Regions from separate parts of the Mus musculus genome. Here all the other regions are linked to region 1. The links are chromatin loops, found by intact Hi-C in ENCODE. Cell type or tissue: heart. All regions are shown on one strand.

Region 1 (2,500 bases):
GAGCGGGCGAGCGGGCGCCCGGTCTGCACATGCTCACTCGCGCGGCCCGGGGACAGCGGCCGGCCTCCGCCGGGTCCTAGAGGCTTCCGCGCACCCCCCTCTTCTAGGCTCCCAGGAAGGGTCGCAGCTTGGCTTCGTGGCGGGAGGTATGTGGGTGATCTGTCCGGGCTTGCGAGACAACGCACATACCGCGGGTGACACGCACTACTCGCCACCGCCAAGACAAGACGTTGACCACTCTGTTGCACCCGCCCAGCCACAGCCTACCACTGCAGCCTAGCCGGCTCTAGCACGCACCATGGTGCTCACACCAGACGCACACAGGAATACACTGGGCATCGCCACTCGCAGCAGTACGCCGCCACACTCAGATGCAGACGTGGTGGCAGACGCACAGTGGCTGATACAAATACACACTGAATCACCAGACACCCACACTCACACACTCTGTACTCTGCTCCACTCACTCAGAAGCAAGCTAGGACACGGACAGTTGCACACACATACAGAGCCACACAAATTTGTACCACTCTAATGTAAATACCCAGGCACACACTGGATTACTGTCCCATACTGGGGGAGCTAGGCACATTCACCTAACTCTCCTTGACACACAGCCACTCAGAAACAAGCACTTGCTAGAAACACACACACAATTTGAGACAGTACCACAGAATTACAAAATGGCAAAGATACTCACACCATCTCCTTACACACCTGGGGTTCTGCCAGCAGCTTATCACTCTGCCCACATTGACACAGGGAGACAGACCTTCTTGATATAGAGTGTAAAGGGACATTGCCTCACTGGTACACACACACACACACACACACACACACACACACACACACACACCACAGAGAGGGGGGGCACATAGGTCTATATACAGCCCTCCTTTTAAATAAAGACTTACCCCACTGGGAAGCTCTGCTCCCCCTTTCGAAGCCCCCAAGTCACAGCATCTACCCTGCTCTTCCTTAAACAACAGTGGGTATAGTTCTCACCCAAGACTGACAGCCAAGATGTTCTTGGAGGCTGCTGGATGCTGGGGACAGGATGAGAGGAGGCATCAGGAGCAGGTGGCAGTGGCTCTAACGGACTTCCTGAATGGAAGTTTTTTACTTCCAACTTCCGCTAGGGGCAGAGCTGCTCAGCCACTCAGAGAAGTGGGCTTTCAACAGGTGCAGGGCAGCAGTGGGGCTTGGAAGGGGACCCGTAGAAAGCTTCTGGCGGTGCAGTCGAAAGGCACCCTGGTGGGGAAAGGGCTTGTTGAAGTTTACACAGAAGAGTCTTGGGTCTGGGGATGAAGGTTGAACTCTTTGGAGCCTTGGGAGTTTTGGGTAGGAGCAGAGGGATTTTGTGCTATCTCAGCATTCCAGGCCTGCAAAGAAAGTATCCTCTGCATAGCCTTTAATCATTGTTATCAGCTGTAACTCAATGAATCCTCTTGCAATGTTGTCTTGTGTTTGAACCCTCTTCAGGACTGACTGCATAATTTATAGGGTCCAGTGGCAAAAAACAAACAAACAAACAAATTATCCAAGATGCAAAGGTATAATTTTTTTAATTTTTTAGTACATATTTTCCTCAATTACATTTCCAATGCTATCCCAAAAGTCCCCCATACTCTCCCCCCCCCACTTCCCTACCCACCCATTCCCATTATTTTGGCCCTGGCGTTCCCCTGTACTGGGGCATATAAAGTTTGCGTGTCCAATGGGCCTCTCTTTCCAGTGATGGCTGATTAGGCCATCTTTTGATACATATGCAGCTAGAATCAAGAACTCTGGGGTACTGGTTAGTTCATAGTGTTGCACCTACAGGGTTGCAGATCTGCAAAGGTGTAATTTTAAAACAGAGTTTAGGGTTATTGGGAAACAGACTCTTGTGTCTTGCACAGGCCGTAAGTCCATGAAGTCACCCATGACCCTCTTATATCCTTTGTCCCACTTAATAGTTATGACAAACTACCTTCATTTGCATCCACTTCAAAGACAATGCTCTTGATGCACAAAAGGAGATGGTTGCCCAAGGGTTGCAGTGAGGACAGCCCTGAGAACCTCCAGATGCACTCCTCGCGATTCTGGGCACTGCTCTGCAGCTGCTGCTTCTTGGGAGGAGATGTCACCTAGAGCAGCAGCCACCTGAGATGTGGAGCTGAGTTGTCTGTGTGAAGTGTATGAAGGGTGGAGGGGATGTTAAGGGAAGAGTCCCGTGTCTGATTGCACCTGCAACGCGCAGCATGCCAAGAAGCACCTCCTGGTCTCCAGGTAGGTATGCCTGCCAACTTGACAAGAGACACTACGAAAGGAGGTACAAGGAGGAACCCATAGAGTAGTGAGTTGAGAAGGGCGTGGGAAAGGCAGTTTGGGTGTCAAAATGGGCATGAGTATTTCTGTGTTGGAATAAAGCCTTCCTCTTTAGCACTGGTTGCAGATAAAGGTTCAAGAAGCCAGCTTGGGTAGCCCTGATAGCAACACCCCTTTCAAACCATGCCAA
Region 2 (2,500 bases), 69 kb before region 1:
GCATTAGGCTATAAATATTGTTAAAGCTATTTGACCCATGCTACTAAATAGATGCAACTGATAGTTTGGCTTTTTTTTTTTTCCGTTTTGTTTATGTCAAGCTTTTGGCCTTAGAGTGAGTTCTTTGTGAAATGACTAAGACACCTGGGCTTCAGTGAACTGGGAAAGTTTGGGAAGCCCTGGGTAAAGGGCTACCCCGGAGTGGATGTAAGTTTCTAAGCCCTCAGGCTGTCTGTGTCAAGGGCAAAGGGGCCTCCAGAAGCCCCAGGGCAGCCTTCTGGCGAAGAGACCCTGGTGGAGCTGCTGGAAATGAAGACAGCTAGAAGTATGTAGAAACACATACACACACACACACACACACACACACACACACACAAAGAGAGAGAGAGGGAGAGAGAGAGCAAGAGCGAGCCTCTAATGGGAAACATGGAGACAGTACCTACAATATCAGTGTACCCAAGCTGTAAGGTGTGCGTTACAATGGCCTGGAGATCCTGTTCAATGTAGTTCCTACTGAGGGTTCCAGGGACCTGAGTGCCTGTGTTCATATTGCACTCCAGGCTGTTGTCGTGGCCATTGGCTCTGGAGTCTGACAGCTCTGAGCTAACCAGGCCCTTCCCCCACACTTACCTAGTTGCCCTTCCTCCCTCAGTGACTGAGTGCTCTGGACAGTAAGTGTTTTGGATCAATGAACTTAGAGCATGAACATAGGCAGAACAGAGTCTAGAACCATCAGTGGTGTGCCAGCATCCTGGGACTGGGAACTTCCTGGATGGGAAGGTTCTTGGACAGATATGGTGGCCTAAGCCCATTTTACAAACAGGAAAATAGAGGCCTGGGAAGGAACAAAAGCATGAGGCCAGAACTCAGAACACTGGATCCCATACTCAGGACAATGGCCATTTCCTATAGTTGGTGTGTCAGTACAGAGCATCTCGAACCCCAGATATAGAAAGAAGATAGATATGGGCAGTAAAGTCCCCACTAAGATACCAGGAGTTGAAGTTCACAGACGAGTCTGAATAAAATACTGTGTGTGTGGGGGGGGGGGGGCGGGATTACTACGATATTTTAAAGTCACTTTGTCCCAGATGTAAGGCATCTTCCCAGAAGCTGGGCATGAGCAGTCTCCTGCCTTGATGGGCAGGAATCAGGCATTGCTGATGAATGGACCTTGGTGACAAAGTGTGATTTTCCTCCCTGGCTTACCAGCCAGCATGGGATGCTGGCAGCAGTCGACTTCTCAGAGAGACAGAGAAGCTATCTAGGTCTGCTAACTCTCTCAGGCTTCTCCATCCCCATCAAGATCATGAGCTAGAGTTTGGTCTGCATAGGCATGGAGGGGACAGAAGAAAGGAAGCGGGGTCACAGTGCATTCTAGTGACAGAGGATCAATTTGGACCCTGGTGTTTCCTCCCGGGTAGCGAGGTATGTGTGGCATTTCCCATTCCTCTCATTTTACTCCTGGTGGTCAAATGGAGCACCTGGTCTCTTCCCATGTGACCTTATCAGACTTCCCAGTCGAAGAGGTTGGAGTTCACTTCCTTTCCATTGATAGGAGTCCTGGCCAGCACTGTTAGGAAGTTGCCTGTCTTGGCATGGAATCTTGCCATCTCTCATCTACTCTGAAGAATAAGTTTATGATCACCATCCCAGAGGAAGGAAGAGGAGACCCCAGAAATGGACCAAAACAGTCTGGCACGAAACCCACAGTGACCATATCTGCCAATAAAGAGACTTTTGCTGTCATTTCCTGAACTTGTGGGTCTTTTGTTATGTGACATTATGGTCACAATATCTGACAAATGGACTTTGGGGTCTCTAATTAGTTGCTTATATGAATCAGCAGCCAAGGTTTTTCTCATCTGTAAGAAATGGACGTTCCCACGTACCTCGCAGCTCTTGTACTATGGTTTGATGACCTATGATGTAAGACAGTGCACAGCATGGGGCCCACTCTGCTAAGGACTCCCCATAAATGAGGATCGAGAAGCACAATTGTCACTCCGTGAGAGGTGGGTTTATGTGCTCACAGTGAGTGACGCAGTGCCAGGCTTTGACAGGGCAGTCAGAGCTAAAATTCTATTTCTGCTAGATGATTAATACTAGTCTCGGACAGGTCACTGGGTAGAAACCCAGGCCGGGATAGGGTCAGAGCAGAGGGCAGTGGGAAGCCTCCTTTCTGGAGTGTCAAGTCTCAGTGCTGACCATGGGACTTGCATCTGCTCTTCTGGACTATGGTTTCACGTGTTCTTGCATCAGTTTCTGGGCAACAAGACAACTCTCATTTCCTGTTATTTCCACAGCAGAGTAAGTAATGGTAGCAAGTCATGAAAGGTCACAGTGATAAGAACAATACCACACGTGTTGTTGAGGCTGAGATTTTGGGCTTTGGAGTGTTCCCCTTGTCTACCAGTGATCCCCCTTCTTTCCTACTGGGGTGGCATTTCAAGTATTCACCCTGGGACCAAGGCTTCCTTCACCATGCCAGAGAGGCTGA
Region 3 (2,500 bases), 230 kb after region 1:
TACTTGACAATTCTTCCTGCCAGACTCTCTTCCAGCAACGACTCCCAGAAGTCAGCTCTCAGTGGACTCTGCTGGCCACCAGGTGAGTAGAGCCATGGTGAGATGGCCCACTGGGCCAGTGCCCTTAGCTCAGAAGAACAAAGTCAAGTTCATCACCAGGTAGCATTTTCAGAGAGCCCTGGAACAAGGCCACCTCTGGAAATCAGTTAGCATCCCACTTCTCTATAGAATCCTGTTGAGAAGGCTGCATTGCAGCCTCACCTTGAGACTTCCTTGGATGCTGATTGGGACAGAGGCAGTGTGTGTGTTGATTTCTTCTTTTCTGCCTCCGGCACTTCCTCTGGTGTGGGTGGGGCTTCAGCTGTGCACCAAAGGGTCTTGGGGATCAATTATAGCCAAGTCTAGAGTTGCTCACAGCTTGGAAGCAAGAAAGATCGGCAAACAATTCATCAAATAATTCATTGTTACTCCGAGTGGCAAGTGTGACAGCAAACAGGTGACTGAGTATCATGTAGCAGCCAGAAAAACAACCACTGCAGCTCAACACCTTCAGAGAGGTGTTATTCCCCATGGGACATGAAGTAAGTGGAGACCAGCCAGAGCAAGGTGAGGTCAGAACCAGCCTGGCCCCTGGGAGCCCAGCAGAACCTGCAATGCCCAGAGCTTTCTAATATCAGAATTGAGCTGGGAATCCATGTGAGCTCTCTCCCCTTTTTTCCTCAAGTCACGTCACAGCTGAGCTAGGCTGGACCACCATTCAGAGAGGTCACACAGGGAACAGTGAAGGGGCACAGATGGCTGTCCAAGAGGCGTGGTTCCTCTACCGAAAGCTTTCTTGTATTGTCCTGAGACTCACAGAAGCATAAAACAGGCAATTTGGATTTGACCTCAGAGGTTATTCTCTTAAGCTGGGAAGTAGCTATCTTGCCCAGTAGAAATAACAATCCTTTAAATTTGCCTAACATTATATAGTTACACTTCATTTCCTTTGGCTGGTACCTGCAGATGTAATCAGCATTCACATTCACCCTGTGATTGCCCAAAGTAATCCTCCGTGGGACTCAGAATAAACCATGCCCCTGGGCACCAGCCTGGACTTTTTATCCTGATCTCATGGTTTTCCTACGGACTGTATCTCTGGATGGGAAGCTCAAAGAAACCAGCAGCTTAGTCCTCGTGCAAGAGAACAAACTGACCTGAGGAAGTGAAGAGTGGCTGAGACAATAGGCCACCTTAATGAGCAACTCATATGGCCACCAGCTCTGTGAAGCACAATGAAGCTGACAGGAAATGTCTCTCGGAATGTGGTGTCCAGCAGACCTCAGGCGGCACAGGGGACATGCTTGACTGAGAAAGAGAGAAGTGATTATGAGTAGACGGGGAAGATAAAATCCCAATTATCCCAAACTTGGCAACCAAGCCTTCTCGCATAAGTGGAACTCAGCCAGGCATGGCGACCTAAGGGATCTCTTGGGAGCAGGGTGGGGCCTGTTAGAGAAAGAAAACTCAAACCTGCTTGCTACAGCTCCTCCATGGGGCTTGGGGACATAGTAGATTGGCTTTTTACTCTTTTTTAAAAAGGAAAACAGTTGGCTGGAGATGTAGGGGGACAGTACTTTAGAGAGTTGGGGGAGATATGTTACCCCAAGTGGTCTTAGGAGAAGCTATCCTGAGAGGATGCCTCAAGGGGCAACAGGATCCTAGAAAAGATCTGTATAATGAACATTACAGGAATCACGGGCCAAGGAGAAGGTTCTAGACCAGTGATTCTCAACCTTCCTAATGCTATGACCTTTTAATACACCACCTCATATTGTGGTGACCCCCAAACATAAAATTATTTTTGCTGCAACTTCATAATGAATTTTATTATTGTTATATATTCTAATACAAATATCTGTGTTTTCTGATGGTCATAGGTAATCCTTGTGGTAGGGTTGTTCAAATCCTAAAGGAGTAGTGACACACAGGTTGAGAACCACTGATCTACACTGTCCATAGAGAATAGGTACACAAGAGTCATGCTTCATGTAACATGCTGAGTTATAGGCCCAATCCTTAGGTTCTTAATGACAGGGTGATACAGTAACAGCCTGCCTGTGGCCACTAGTGAGTATAGTTGATTCTCATCATCCTTCTAGACATTCTAATCACTGGACTGAGACTGTCCTGGGGCTAAGGAGGATACTGTGTGATCAAAACATGACCAGAGAAGAGAGGGGCATTCTGCCAAGTTCATTCAGAATAAGAAAGTAGCCTTACAGGGTAGGTTGGAAGAGGCAAAATTGATATTGTCTTGACTTCAACCAAAGTCAGTGACAGTCTTTAGCCATTTGGGGGGATTCTATATGGGTAAGATACGGGTGAGCAGGACAAGGATGCACATGTTCTTGTGTGATGCTGAGGTATTTCCCTCCTATGTTGTGGTAACCTGCCATCTAAAGAACCTGTGCAGCGATTGAACCTAGGTTTGGACCAGAGATTGAACACAGAAGCAGCT

The links. Hi-C counts contacts between places; a loop is a spot of excess contacts. Peaks named below come from ENCODE experiments on the same cell type or tissue, not always from the same donor. Only the 100,000 strongest peaks of a DNase experiment are listed, where the experiment ranks them.
Region 2: it touches region 1 in a loop (2.2-fold over the local background); 2 of 42 quality-filtered maps call a loop at or near these places.
Region 3: a loop joins it to region 1, with 4 times the contacts of the local background. A loop is called at or near these places in 2 of 42 quality-filtered maps.

The regions. Positions count from the first base shown.
Region 1 is chr11:71,748,515-71,751,014 of GRCm38, reverse strand. It overlaps a transcript of Wscd1 not described here. Among named protein-coding and RNA genes, the nearest start is that of Wscd1, 1.2 kb to the left of the region's middle. In heart, a CTCF peak has its summit at 1,150; a DNase peak (open chromatin) is centred at 154; H3K4me3 peaks cover 518 bases; H3K27ac peaks cover 276 bases; H3K27me3 peaks cover 1,355 bases.
Region 2 is chr11:71,817,327-71,819,826 of GRCm38, reverse strand. It overlaps Gm34127 (a long non-coding RNA gene), which reads left to right. Exons shown (of 2, transcript XR_388818.1): 2 at 1,559-1,749. Among named protein-coding and RNA genes, the nearest start is that of Gm34127, 3.1 kb to the left of the region's middle. In heart, a CTCF peak has its summit at 1,453; DNase peaks (open chromatin) are centred at 1,466 and 2,196.
Region 3 is chr11:71,514,322-71,516,821 of GRCm38, reverse strand. It overlaps 9230020A06Rik (RIKEN cDNA 9230020A06 gene), which reads right to left and starts at 286. Exons shown (of 6, transcript NR_152165.1): 1 at 1-286. In heart, no CTCF peak of the experiment used is centred here; a DNase peak (open chromatin) is centred at 1,341.